3 separate regions of the Homo sapiens genome follow, and regions 2 and 3 are each linked to region 1. The links are chromatin contacts, found by Hi-C in ENCODE. All regions are on one chromosome and are shown on one strand. The core of a region is the stretch at or near the end of the contact, and the rest is flanking DNA. Distances in the headings are between cores, read along the strand shown. Region 1 overlaps ABCA13 (ATP binding cassette subfamily A member 13). Region 2 holds the start of LINC02838 (long intergenic non-protein coding RNA 2838). Region 3 holds the start of ABCA13 (ATP binding cassette subfamily A member 13).

What was found. Hi-C counts contacts between places; a loop is a spot of excess contacts on that map. Pooled maps may share reads with other maps.
Region 2: a map of mammary epithelial cell shows a loop between it and region 1 (14-fold over the local background). The contact joins the promoter of LINC02838 here to the enhancer-like site in region 1. A Hi-C loop is called at or near these places in 3 of 168 maps with a recorded cell type or tissue (Caco-2, PC-3 and mammary epithelial cell), 1 of 37 single-sample maps with no recorded cell type and 4 of 50 pooled maps.
Region 3: a map of PC-3 shows a loop between it and region 1 (4-fold over the local background). The contact joins the promoter of ABCA13 here to the enhancer-like site in region 1. A Hi-C loop is called at or near these places in 2 of 168 maps with a recorded cell type or tissue (PC-3 and mammary epithelial cell).

The regions. Positions count from the first base shown.
Region 1 is chr7:48,425,718-48,430,673 of GRCh38, forward strand. ABCA13 (ATP binding cassette subfamily A member 13) reads left to right here. Exons shown (of 62, transcript NM_152701.5): 42 at 2,049-2,154. Among named protein-coding and RNA genes, the nearest start is that of ABCA13, 260 kb to the left of the region's middle. Within about 2 kb of position 2,159, at least 3 of the 41 ENCODE cell types and tissues checked have a DNase peak (open chromatin) inside an H3K27ac peak, as active enhancers do; they include PC-3 and mammary epithelial cell, where a contact is called at or near this core.
Region 2 is chr7:48,706,367-48,711,322 of GRCh38, forward strand. It overlaps LINC02838 (long intergenic non-protein coding RNA 2838), which reads left to right and starts at 2,137. Exons shown (of 3, transcript NR_183322.1): 1 at 2,137-2,337; 2 at 2,429-2,548; 3 at 4,791-4,956.
Region 3 is chr7:48,169,496-48,174,451 of GRCh38, forward strand. It overlaps ABCA13 (ATP binding cassette subfamily A member 13), which reads left to right and starts at 1,963. Exons shown (of 62, transcript NM_152701.5): 1 at 1,963-2,057. The coding sequence starts at 1,989.

The DNA of each region.
Region 1 (4,956 bases), core at 909-3,408:
CCTATAATATGTCTTATTTATTTATTTATTTATTTATTTTTTCGAGATGGAGTCTCGCTGTCGCCCAGGTTGGAGTGCAGTGGCGCAATCTCGGCTCACTGCAGGCTCCGCCCCCTGGGGTTCACGCCATTCTCCTGCCTCAGCCTCCGGAGTAGCTGGGACTACAGGCGCCCGCCACCTCGCCCGGCTAATTTTTTGTATTTTTAGTAGAGACGAGGTTTCACTGTGTTAGCCAGGATGGTCTCGATCTCCTGACCTCGTGATCCGCCCGCCTCGGCCTCCCAAAGTGCTGGGATTACAGGCGTGAGCCACCGCGCCCGGCCTCTTATTTATTACCATTTATCATGTGAGGAAACTAAGTTAAAGAGTGGTAAAATAATGTGTTCAAGGTCACATGGCTGGCGCACACTCAGAAATGTTATTAATCATTCTTCTTCTTATTATTATTTGCAATAGTAGTGAGGTTTACAGCTTTTCCTTGGAGTCTTACTGAGAATCAGCAAAGTGTTATCTTTCACATGAAGGTAGCTGCATCTGACCTTTCACTAGTGCTACTCATGCAGATTTTGCTCAGTAGGATTCCATGCAAACTAATTAACCACGTGCGGAGATATTGCATGCCTCTCCTGAAGGCTTGCTTGCTCATGGCTTCTTCTTTCTGGTGCCTTCCCCCATCTTTCCCTGTGGTTAGGGGCTCCTCAGGAACATCTAGAGACAGTCAATCCCTTTTTGCTTGTTTAGAGGAATCAGAATGGTGAGGTTGTGTAGAGAAATCAGAAGTGAGGCAGGGTGCTCAGTGTGGGCTGAGATCTGTATATGCAGGTATAGGACTTCACTACCCAGGGCATTGGGTGGGAGGTACCAGCTGGATGGACAGTGACGCTGGCCCAGCAGGAGTCACTTGGAGAGGGGCCAGGGCCAGGGACCAATATCTCTATGGATACGTGCAGAGGAAGGGGTGATGGAAGCACCTGCACAGATGATGCTAAGGGAGAGAGTGGCAATGCACAGTGCCTAGCTTTGTGCATGGCCCACAGAGAACGTTCAGGAAACCTTGGCTAACCACATGAATAATAGAAGACTTACTGCATGCTTCCAGAGTCTGTGCCTGGCACTTTACAGCCATCATCTACTGAACTTTAAATACTGTGATCATCATCTCTGTTTTATTAATACAACGAGGCAGCCAACACTCTGCGTGGTGCAGTCCTATGCCTGCAGACAGAGCCGGCCCACATCTTGCCAAGAGTGGAACTCCAGCAGTTAGGACTGTGCTGCTGCAGGGCGATGTCTCCTTGACTTGTATGCTTCTCGTGAATTGCCCAATGTTTATTTTAGAGATTCTCTTTCCATCACTCCATAAATCCCTGCCAGCGATCCAGGTGCAGCTCAAGGCCCTCGATGTCTCCACCCCACCTCATTTCCCTTTGTGTCTGCTTGCACTTCTGCTTTCTCACCTTATTTTTGCTACTTTAGTCATAGTATTTGGCTTTGAATAAACTGAGGTTGGACTTCTGCCTCCACTACTAACCAAGAAATGACTTCAAGCAAGTTATTTGATTAACTACCTTAGTGACATCATATATCATAGCCCATGGAAAGCATACATTTAATGGGGATTTTTATGTATGAGATCCCATCTACTGTAAGTAAACTGAGCATTGCAATTTTATTGTCTGATTCACCTCTGAATTCCTAAGATGCTGGTACAGTGAGTCACAAACTTAAGTTGAATTGGATACACTGTGTTGCTATCTGTCCCCTCCCTGCCTACCACTGCCTATGCATTTGACCAGCCTCCACTAGCCCGTGAGGGTCTGGGAGTTCACAGTCAAGTTTCATTCATCTTTGCATCCTATGGGTAGCCTGTTTTGCTGAGACCTAGGTAGTCTTAGAGTTATGCCAATTAAATGGATGGCTAAATGAAATATATGGGGTGTGTTTGGCATATGTTGTCACAACCGGATTAGGCAATTGAGGCAGAAGAAAAGAAATGCGATGTGTATAGAAACATAAAATAATACATGGCGTTTTTTTTTCTCCGAAAGGTGTTTTTGATGCTTTTGCAAGATTCCAACAAGAAATCTCACATTGCCCTGGGGACTGAGTCAGAGCTGCAGAACCACAGGCCTACAGGACATCTGTCTGGCTACTGTAAGTACAGAATGGCTTCCTGCATTTCTGCTGGAGGAACAATGACACCAGCCTTATTCAACATCCCTTGTTTTAAAAGTTGTATAGCAAGGTTCTGAAGTTAGTGAGGAGATGTGAGTGTATAGTGAGGGGGCAAGTAAATACAGGTCAGAGGCAAAAAAAACGTTGAGTTTTATCCTGGCTTGAAAAAAAAAAACTGTGTGTTTATGGGACACATTTATCTTTTCTTCAGGACTTGACTTAGTATATAAAAAATTTCTCAATGTATACAGTTAGAATAATGACCATCATTCATCTTATTTTACCTTCATCACAAACAAACTGATCTGGCCTACCTGCGTGGTGTGCCTCTTATGTGCAGGCACCCTCCTGGTAATGGATTTGCATGGTTTAACAAAGCCCCGGATGTGGGCTTTGCCTTCATGCGACCTCTGTCCCTTTGGGACCAAATCATGGCTTCAGCTTTTGTATGCAGCCTCCTTTATAGGCTTTAATGATTGAACAGAATCCAGATTTGGTATCTAGGTGTGTGACTGAAGCTCCAGTTCAGTCCAATTCCTGGCATATTTATTAGCAGCAACTCAGCAAGGATCCCTGAGCTGAGCTCTAGGGATGTGGAGGGTAATAAATCTAAGAGCTTTCCTTCAGAGATTTCAGTCTACTAGGCACATGAACCCATGAATAAGTAACTAGAATTAAATATGTTATAACCTTTTATGATGTTTCCCAAATTGCATCCTTACCAGCAACTGTAGGAATTGCTATTGCTGTACTTCCTCTTCAGCTCTTAGTAGTATCAGATTTGAAAAACATATAATTTAGCTATTAAAATAGATGTGTAGTAGTTTCTCATTGTGGTTTTAATTTGCATTCTCCTAATGATTATGTTAGGCATATATTTTTATTTCCCACAGCTTTATTGAGATATAATTCACATAACACACAATTCACTCATATAAATGGGACCATTCAGTGGCTTTTAGCTTCTTCAGAGTTCTGCATTCATCACCACAATCAACCTTATACCATTTTCATTACTCTGAAAACTGGTGTCACTTAGCAATCACTCCTCAAAATCCCCATCTCTTCAGCCATAGGCAACCCCTAATGTACTTTCAATCTCTAATAGATGTGCCTATTTTGGACATTTTATATACATGGAATCATAGTATGTGTGGCCCTCTGTGACTAGCTTCTTTCACTCAGCACAATGTTTTTGAGGTTCATCCATGTTACAGCGTGCCAGTACTCAACTTATTTTGATTACCAAATATTTCATTGTATAAATATACCACATTTTTGTTTGTCCATTCACCAGTTGATGGGCATTTGGGGTTGTTTCCAGTTTTTTACTATTGCAAATATACTATTATGAACATTTATATACACAATTTTTGTGGATATGTTTTCTCTTACATGTATACCTAGGAGTGAAATTGCTGAATCATATGTTTCAATCATTTGAGAAACTGCTAGACTGTCATCTAAAGTGATCACACCTTACATTCCCACCAGTAGTATATGAAGTTTCTAATTTCTCCACATTCTCCCAACCCTTGTTATTATCTGCTGTTTTGATTACAGACACTTTAGTGGATGTGACACACACCTTAGTGTGTATCTCATTGTGGGTTTTATTTACATTTCACTGGTGGCTAATGATGTTGAATATCTTTTCATAGGCTTCATGGCCACTTGTATATTTTCTTTGGAGAAGTCATATTCAGATTTTTTGTCCATTATTAAAATTGGGCAGATTTTATTTCTAGAGCTGGAAGAATTTCTAATTATGGAATTGTGTGAGTTAAGTGGAATGGTAACTAGGTTTTCATAAATGCCGTTTATGAAGTTGAAGAAGTTTCTATCTGTTCTTAATTGTGGAGTGTTTTTAATCATGAAAGGTGTTGGATGTTGCCAAATGCTTTCTCTGCATCTATTGAGATGATCATTTGTTTTTTGTTTATTTATTTATTTATATGGTATATTTTTGGTTTTTGGTAGTTAAAACAACATTGCATTCCTGGGACAAATTCTACCCGGTCATGTCATATATTGCTGGATTTTATTGTGCTAGTATTTTGTGGAGCATTTTTGTATCTTTATAGCAGGTATTGGTCTGCAATTTTCTTTTCTTGCAGTGTCTTTGGCGCTGTTATCATGGTTATCTTCACCTCATAGAATGAGTTGAGAGGTGATCCCTTCTCTTCTATTTTGTGGACATGTTTGTGAATAATTGGTATTAGCTCTTCTTTCAATGTTTTGTGGAATTCACCAGTGAAGGCTTCTGGGTCTGGGCTTTTCTTTGTGGGTAGGTTTTTTAATTATGATTAATTCAAATATTTAATTGATGTAGGGCTATTAGATTATCTATATTTTTCTCAAATCAGTTTCAGTGTTTTATGTCTTTCTAGGAATCTGTCCATTTCATTTCAGTCGTTATGCTATTTTATGTTATTGGCATACAATTGTTCATAGTAATCAGTTATAATTCCTTTTGTTTTTTAAAAGTCTGTAGTGATGTTTGTCAGGCGTGGTGGCTCACGCCTGTAATCCCAGCACTTTGGGAAGCTGAGCTGGGTGGATCATGAGGTCAGGAGATCAAGACCAGCCTGGCCAACATGGTGAAACCCCGTCTCCACTAAAAATACAAAAAATTAGCTGAGCATGGTGGCAGGTGCCTGTAATCCCAATTACTTGGGAGGCGGAGGCAGAGAATTGCTTGGACCCGGGAGGCGGAGGTTGCAGTGAGCTGAGATTGTGCCACTGTACTCTACCCTGGGCGACAGAGCAAGACTCCGTCTA
Region 2 (4,956 bases), core at 887-3,386, 280 kb after region 1:
AACTTTGACTCTCTACTGAAAGGACCATTTGGCAATGTCTGCAGACATTTTTGATTGTCACAACTGTGGAGAGAGGATGCTAGTGGACTCTAGTGAGTGGAGCAGAGACGCTGCTAAACATCCTCTAATGCACAGGACAATCCCCCACAACAAAGAATTATACAATCCAAAATGTTCATTGTGCCAACATTGAGAAACCCTATCCTGACCGAGGTCTCCACCTTTAGCAAATAAAAAGACAGGACACTTAGTTAAATTTGAATTTGAGATAAACAACAAATAATATGTATGTATTATGTAACATATAAATAATACATTAGTATATATATGTTCAATTGACTATAAAAATGTGGTGCTTAATATGTCCCAAGTTTTTATGAGGTATATTTTTTCTAAAAAAAAAATAGTTCATTTGAAATTCAAATTTATTTAGGCATCCTGCATTTTACCTGGCAACCCTAGATCTATCTCTTGTACAAGAATGTGACCTATTCCATGAATTCTAAGCTTTTCTGCAACAGAAGGAAATTTTATTTTGTATGCAGCTTATTGTGCCATTGCATAGGCTTTGTAATAAAGCATGTCTCAATGCAGATTCCATTTCTGACCTACTGTACAATCATGGAGAGGTTATTTAATTTCTTTAAGCCTTAGTTACTTCATATATGTTATGGGAATAATTATGACAACCTCATAGGTTTATTGCAAAAAGGAAATAAAATAATGTATGTAAAATGACTAGTATTCATAAAGGATAATTATGATTTTTATTATTGATTTATTATTTTCCTCAGTAATACCTTGAAGTTCTCTGTCAGCCCAGGTTTTATCAAGATTTTTTTTCTTTGTAATATATTCAGTGGATTTATAGCAGCTTGCTTTACTAGATAACCCAAGAATGGGTTGAGTTTTATCTTTTCTTGTAATGTTTGTTGAAGTAAAACACAATGATCAAGGGAGCGAATCTTGATTATACTCTTCATCATTTTTCTTTACATAGTGAACATACTCATGGGTATCATCCAGCTCAAAACGCAGAACGTTGTCAGCCCCCAGAGACTCTACCATGACCTTTTCTATTCATTACACCTCTAAAAATAATGAATATCTTTATGTCCATCACTATACATTAGGATTTTTTTTAATTTATGATGAATGGAATTATGTGTTAAGTACCCTTTTGTGTCTGGATTTTCTTTTCTTTTTTAAAAAATATGTTTTCTTCACATTATGTCTGTGAAATTTGTCATGCTGCATATAGCAGTAGTTTAATCTTTTTGTTTACTGTATGACATTCCGTCATGTAAATATGCAAGGCTTTATTCACCTATTCAACTGCTGATGAGCGTTTGGGCAGTTTCCATAGTTTTACTATTGGAAATGGTGCTTTTATTAATATTTTGTATGAGTTTTGATGCACATACAAATGCATTTACATTGGGCAGAACAGTTGTGATACAAGGCATGCACAATTTTAGGGTTAAGTAGATAGCTATACAATTTTGCATACAGAATGCGCTAATTTATGTTCCTACTAAGAGTATCAGAAAATTTCATTGTCCCACATTGTCTCTACAGTTGAGATTGCCACTTTTTATAAATGTTAATTCTTATGGTGGGTAGGTAATATTATCACATTGTGGTTTGAATAACATTTTTCTGACAATAATGTTGAGCACCATTTCAAATGCTTATTGGCCATAGTAATATAGCGTTTTTTATTATTATTATGCCAGCAAAGCAGGTTCGCCATGCAATGGTTATCATTTCATTCCAAAGCATCATGGGCTGCAATTTCTACTCCTTGCACAAGTTCAGGATACTTACAAACACAGGTTACATGCAGTAGATTTATTACCTATAGACAACTAGAAAGAGACAACAGAGGCCTAAGATTCATGACAGCCTGATCCCAGAGGCTCAGGAAAGCTGCCAGGACATAGTCTCGTTTGCGCATGCCGCACTTGCACTGTAGCTCAGGAACCTTGGAAACAGTTCTCCTGTTTGTCAAACATCGCCAGACATCCAATTCTAGGAGAGATTGGAACAGAACTTGGGCTGCTCTGGAGAGCCCCTCTTTATCTCAGAATGTTGCATTGTTAGCACATTCTATAGTTATTCTTGAGAACTATAGACAAGAAATGAGAGAGAACTGGGATAGTCTAAGGCCACATGGAGATCTGTCTTGCACTATGTTGACTTAGTTTAGAGGCCCCGGCTGGAGAGGAGTCAGGCCCTTTTCTTGTGGGGTCAATTAAGTCCGATCCTCAATTACCTCCTTGTTTGTCTCTCAGACCCTTGGCCGCTATTCAGTCGCCATATGTGCCTCGGAGCCAGGTACCAGACAACCAGGAACAAGCCCACTGAAATTATTTCAAGTCATCAAGCCTAAGCCTGTTTGCCCTGCCTAACCCTTTCATTCCTGCAGAAACCACAAAAAAAGGTTTTCGCCTACTGCTGCCCTTTATCCCTCTGGCTCAACTCTGACGCTGGTGCTCCCACGAGTGGCCCCCTGTGGCATGGCACGCTGTGTTCTCCCCAGGGAACTGTGAGTATAACAAAACTGTAAAACTCTTTCAAGCTTCTCTTTTGATCTTCCTCTGGCTTCACCATACCTCATCCACATTAATATGGTTAAATCAGCCATCTGATGTCTTGTCAAATGACAATGTTTTCCTCCCATATTTTTTTGGCAGGCCTTTGTTTTCCTTGTTGAATTGTAGAAATTTTGTTTTATAAAGGATATAAATCCTTTGTAAGATGCATGCATTTCCAATTTTTTTTTTCTACTTCGTGGCTTGCGTATTCACTGTCTTACAGTATCTTCTGATGAAGAGTAATTAATGATTTAGCAAATTCCAGTGTATCAATATTTTGCTTTATGATTGGTGCTTTTTGTGTGCAATTTAAGAAAACCTTGCCAACTACAAGACAATGTAGACATTTTCCTATGATACCATCCAGAACCTGTATTGTTTTAATTTTCACGTTTACTTAGTGGTACATCAGAGTTGTTTTTCTGTGTGTGTGTGTGTGTGTGTGTGTGTGTGTGTGTGTGTGACGTGAAAAGTATGGCATACGTGAATGGTGAAGTAGATGTGAAAGATTCATTTTGTTCTTCAGGAATATCTGGCTGACCCAGCACTGTTCCTGGAGTATGCCTCCTGGCATTACAATGTCACCTTTTCATAAATCAGATGATCACATAAATTCATTTGTTGAACTTAAATTTTTGATTTTTATTCTTTCTTTTCTTAAAATAATATATCCACTGAAGTCTATCAGCTTTTTAAAAGCAGGGCTTTAGAACCATTCTATAATTTTTGACATGCCAAATTCTAAATTTTCATTGAAATTAAAACAAATTCTTTTATTTTGATTTCTTTTTTGAACCATGGAATATTTAATACTTTATTGCTTAATTTCCAAAGATTTGAATTTCTTTAAGTTATTATTTTGTGAATCATTCTCATCTTAATCGTTTTAAACATTTCTAGTGTTATTTGGTTTGACAATATTTTAAGTTAATTTCCATATGATCAGATTAACATATCTTATTTTTTAAGACTTCTGTTATAGCTTAGAATTTAATCAATTTTAGTACACATTCACATGGAAAAAAATTGTCTTCTCTTGATCTGCGTTCAAGTTTTATATGTGTGTGGGCTGAGTGCGGTGGCTCACATTTGTAATCCCAACAATTTCTCCCAAATTGAGGCAGCAGGATTGCTTGAGCCTAGGAGTTTGAGACCAGCCTGGGGAACACGGCAAGACTGCATCTCTACAAAAATACCAAAATTAATCAGCCATGGTGGCACTCACCTGGGTCCCCACCAGCTACTGGGAAGGCTGAGGCAAGAGGATTGCTTGAGCCCAGGAGGTCAAGGCTGCAGTGAGCCATGTTCACACCACTGTATCCTAACCTGGGTGACAGAGTGAGACTCTCTCTAAAAAAAAATAATAATAATAAAATAAAAGGTTTCGTGTGTGCTAATTATATTAATTTATTAATTATATTGTTCTAATATTTTATATTCTTTCTGATTTACTTACTGTCACTTACTGTCATTTACCGAGAATGTTACTTAAACATGAAATTAGAAATTTGTCTACTCTTTTAAAGTTTTTTTCATCATTTTTTTTCCAAGTTTACCTTAGTTTTAGTAGTAAGTAGGAAAAGTTTTAAGTCTCAGAAATTATGTAATTGGAGACAAATGTATTTTCGGGGACCTTTTTTTCTATTTCTCTACAAAAGTTAATAATAGTATCCATTCCTGTCTTCCTATGGTACATAACGTTCATAACATTGTTAATTATAAACAAGTCTGTGGAGCCCTGATAAACTACCAACAGGTTTTCTAGGACTGCCCTTGACATAATTTTTGACACTTAACAAATATGACTAAGTTAGTAGGTATATAATTTTTGTCTCCCCTTAAATAGAACCAAAAAAGGAAGAAACATTTGAATGTTTAAGCAGATAAATACAATTACTACAATCTTTATTATATCAACCTGTTAGAACATATTTCAATTATAAATGCAACAGAGGGGTTTCAAAGTCAAAATGTTCAATTAAGGCACCTGGTTTCTATTAGATTAACATTTGTGTAATCTATTTTTGTCTTTTATTTTACTTTCAAGCTACTTATGTTATTGAATTTAAGGTGAATTTCTTATAAATAGCATATCATTGAATTCTGTTTGTTTACACACTCTGAAAATCTTGTTACCCATTGTAATGCCTCTGTGACCTAGCTGAATTTCTACCTGATCTTAACTCTGCTTAGCTTTAGGAGACAGGATGTCTGAGGTCAGAAGTTCCCCCTGGTGACCAAACCAGTTAAGACTGATGAGATTCAAGATCCAGCTCACTTCGCCTTTGAAGAACCTCCAACTTCATTATAATTTATTTTCCATACTAAATGACACTCCCACCAGTGCCATGACAGTTTA
Region 3 (4,956 bases), core at 713-3,212, 260 kb before region 1:
GAAATGGATATAAGGGTATGGGATAATGATGGAAGGAACATAAAATTGTATCAGGCCAAATTTGCTAATATGGGGTCACTAAGCAGTTATTCTGCATTTAATATGGCAGCTCATGGAGTTAGGAAGGGCTCTAATTGCTTGTTTGTTTTCTTGGCTGAAACACGGAACAAAAGATAGCATTATTCTGGGAGTTTCTGCAAGGGTGTTTATAAATGACATTAATATTTAAGTAGGTAGACTGAATTCAGCAGATGGCCCTCCCTAGTGTGAGTGGGTCTCATCCAATTAGTTGAAGACCTAAACAGAACAAAAAGTCTGACTTTCCCCTAAGTTAGATAATTATTTCTGTCTGATGGCCTTCATACTGGGACATTGGCTTTTTTTTGTTTTCTGCCTTCAGACTTTATGGAAATACCAGCTTGTCCTGGGTCTCAAGTTTCCCAGTCTTTGGATGGCAACTACACCATTGGCTCTCCTGTTCTCAGGTCTTTGGACTCGGACTGGAACTATATCATTGGCTTCCTTGGGTCTCTGACTTGCTAATTCACCTTGCAGATCTTAGGACTTGCCCACCTCCATGACTGTGTGAGCCTATTCCTTATAATCAATCAATCAATCGATCAATGAATCACCCATTGGTTCTGTTTATCTGAAAATCCTAACACAGCATTGTTCCATGAAAGCAATGGATGAGATAATTTTTGTGTCTCTGACATAATTCTGGCATAGCAGCATAAAAACTGGCTGCTATGAACATAACATGAGAAAAACCTTATGGTTGGAGGCTTTTTCTTATACTAGATTTTTAAAAATTATGACAATTACTTGTAAGGTGTTCTAGATGTTATCTGCAAAGAGAACCAGAGTAGCAATACTTAGGCAACCCCAAAGACCTTTGAGAAGTCACAGGTCAAGGGGGAACATCATATGGGGATCAGGCAAATCCACTTATGGTTGCTGGGCGCCATCCTGCTAAGTAATGGCCTTCACTCTAGTGCTGCCAGCCATGTAACAAAAAATAAAATAAAATAGGCATGCTCTAAACAAATAAGTTTACAAAATAATTGAGTCAGTTTCTTTGCTGAAGCCTGTGTTCCCTGTTTCCTATTGCAAAAGCCATTTATCAAGCATTCACAGCTTGTGAAAATTGCTTTATGAAATAGAAGACCACAAGACTGGGTTGCCTGAAATCCTTCTGACCACAACTGGGGGCAACAGGAACTCAAGAGGGCCTGGCTTCCAAGACGATGGAGCCACCAGCTGGCAAGCTGAATCCATCATGCCACTTAGAAAGTGCAAGTGTTCAGGAATCAAACAGGACTCAGAGGTAATCCACAGGCCACTTGCTGAGTCCTGCCACATCTGCACCCGATACCATTTGAAACGTAGATCCTGATCCCTTTGGAGGAAATGGGTGAAGGAGAAGTATGAAGTGCAGGTGCAGTAGCAGAGTGGAACTTGAGTCACCCATTCCCCAAACTCCCCCAGACACCAACACTGCTTCCATCTCCTTCCCTTCAAACTCTCTGCCATGGGACCACCAAAATTGAAATATTTTGGCAAATTTGTGTAATAACCAATGCTTCAGAAGAAAAAAGGAAAATTCCATCTAATTAATATCCAGAAAAAAAGGGAGGTAAATGGTAAATGTGGGCATTACTTCTTGTCGCACAGATCAGTTCTGTGGGTTCTCGGAAAGGGAGGGCACCCTCTCTGTGTATGTGTGTATGCCCGAGAAAGTCCCTGAAGGCAGCTTTCTGTAATTCAACCCTCCTGAAACACTGAACAGCTAGTGAAAAGATTTCTCAGCAGATGCCGAACAAGAGGGGACATCTGATGCCTGTTTTATTCAGTCACCAGTAATCTCTCTTGCATCACTCACTTTTGTTAGAATTGACTAATAGGCAACATGCCTTCACTTGAGCCCAGCAGATATAAGCACCATCCTTACAGGCTGGCTTCCTGACTGAGAGCAGGGAGCAGCAGGCATGGGGCATGCCGGGTGCCAGTTCAAAGCCCTGCTGTGGAAGAATTGGCTCTGCAGACTCAGGAACCCGGTGAGTGCTTGCCTTGGTTTTCCATAGGGTTCCAGTGAGGTCTGGAGCAAGATCAGGGTCTATTCTTTCCTGCCTGCCTCTGCCTCCTGGCAGGTAAAAACACTCATGCTGCAGGGAATTTGGGGAGGTTGGATTATTTTAAATCAAAACCCGTCCCAAGGGCCAAAGTAGCTGAACACTTTAATGACCAGGATGAAATCAAGGCTGAAGAATTTATCAGAAAAGGGCAAATTTAGAAAAATTCTAAAAACAAACAAACAAAAAAGCAGGTGGAATTGAACTATAATTTGTGTTCTAAGCATTCGTTGTAAAAACTGAACAGTGAATTCTCAGGTTTAAGGAACAAAGCATTTGCTGCATTTAATGCATAAGCAGAATGCTACAGGTACTGACTCCGAAGCACAAGACTGCACAGTGTGCCTCACCAGAGCAGGGTATGACACATCCACTCTGTTATTCTGTAGGGTCACCATCTTTAGTGTTAATTCACATCTATTTAGAACTGTATTCAAATTACATTAGCAAGGTTTTCCTAAGGAGATTGGAATTGTTCAAATGAAACTTGTGTGAATACTTATGCAAATATCCTGTAAGTGTACGTTTTTGTGAAATAGAAATCAATTGCTTGTTATTATGACTAACTTTATTCCTGATGCCACTATATAAACATTAATACCTATAAATGTCATTTTCAGGAGAAGTAGATGTGCAGTAATTTACCTGCATCGTTTCTGATTTTAAGGTCTACAGTTAACCTATGGGAATTTTCTGCTGACAAATGCTTTGGTTTGAAGAGATTCAGTAATTGACATTGAATTACATTTTGCTGAATCCTCCGAGCCAGAATATTCTATCTCTCTGTCTTGAAATAAAATACAAGTTAAAGGAGATGTTTTCTTTTTTATGTGATCTTTAGGATCAAAATAATTTCAGTTGAAAGTTTGTACAAAAGTTTTAAGTTGGCCGGGCGCGGTGGCTCACGCCTGTAATCCCAGCACTTTGGGAGGCCGAGGCGGGCGGATCACGAGGTCAGGAGATCGAGACCATCCTGGCTAACACAGTGAAACCCCGTCTCTACTAAAAAAACACAAAAAAATTAGCCGGGTGTGGTGGCGGACGTCTGTAGTCCCAGCTACGCGGGAGGCTGAGGCAGGAGAATGGCGTGAACCCGGGAGGCGGAGCTTGCAGTGAGCCGAGATCGCGCCACTGCACTCCAGCCTGGGCGACAGAGCGAGACTCCGTCTCAAAAAAAAAAAAAAAAAAAAAAAAAAAAAAAAAAAAAAGTTTTAAGTTCAGGAATAAAGGAGTGAGACAGTCTTCATTGATTGTTAGTGTGTTCGTGTCTGTGTAGGTAGTTTTACATTTATAAACAGTGTATTTCATTGACATGTAAGTTTGTTTTAGGGAATTAGCCTATTTTCCCATGAAAGAGTGTTATGGGTGGAAGTTGGTTCCCAGGCACTGCTCTTTCTGCTTTATGCATATCTACCTCAAAACAGTTCAGTGACCGAGGTAGCCAGACTGCCTACTCCTCCTTAATGGATACTTGAGTTTTAAAAAATTTTCACAATTACTTTTGCTGCTAAGGCAAACATCCTCATCAGAAGGTTTTATTTGTTTGATAACTGTTTATTTAAAGTGGTAACTCCTGCATCCCACTTTTCTTTGACTTATTTTTCTTTAGTATTTATCATCTTGTAACACACCACAGATTTTCTTATTTGCCGATTGCCTCTGGATCCTACATTAGTATGTTACATGCATGAGAGCAGGACATTTTCCCCAATTGGTTCATCAATGTATTCTCCAGCACCCAGAACAGTGCCTGGCACACAATGGATGTTCAGTAAATATTTGTTGAATAAGTAAAAGAAGGAAGGAATAAAGCATTTATGCATCTCTGTTATGTGCCAGATAGTGGGTGAACAAGAAAAGTGAGTTCCTGGCCCACAAAGAGCTATAGTCTGTTCACAGAAAAGCAATGAAAAATGCAATTAAATATTTAATGAAACCACCTCTTGGGATATATCCTATAGATGTCCCTGCACAAATGGGAAGTGATATTTGTACAAGGTTGTTCATTATAGCAATGCCTAGAATAGCAACAGAGTAGAAACAACACAAGTGGTTCCATGCATAGAATTTGGAGCTGCCTGACTGGGTTCACATCCCAGCTCTGTCACTTACTAGTTTACTTTTTCAGGCAATTTCTTAACTTAGTTTTCTTCTCTGTAAAATGAAATTGTTTGTAAGTATTAAATGAGTTTGTACATGTAATGTGCTTGCAACAGTACCTGGTATAGGAGTGGGAGCTGTTTTCTTATTTGGTAGAAATGGGTGGCCTCAGACATCTGTGGACATGAACCGTGGGCTGTGAGGAGAGGAGGCACAGGGTAACTCTCAGTTCATGGCTTGCACAGTTGGGTTAGAACAGAACTCCAGGGGGATAAAATGTGAATATGTTTACATATCTTAATGTTATTACAGTGGAAATATTGAGGGCAGGCCCCTCTGGGTGAATGTCTTTAAACTGACCTATTTTTCACAGCATTCTCCCATTCTCCAATGATAATCTGTAGATTCTTTGTTTTTGAACTATGAAAGTGAGGTGTTGGCATGAACTGTGGAATAACCAAACTGCCTGAGTGAATAAATGGCCTCAAATACATGTTTATTTAGTGAGTAAAGCCAGGAACTATTTGTTGTAGGAAGGAAGCTTGTCTGTTTTTACATTTACTGTTTTTTTTAGCTTTTTTTTTAAATTGATGCATAATAGATGTACATAGTGTCAGCATACATGTGATAATTTAGTAATTTGTATCATTCATAAAGAGCAAATCAGTATATGCTTTTACATTTACTTTTAAAAAATCTTTCATATATTTCATGATTATAGTTT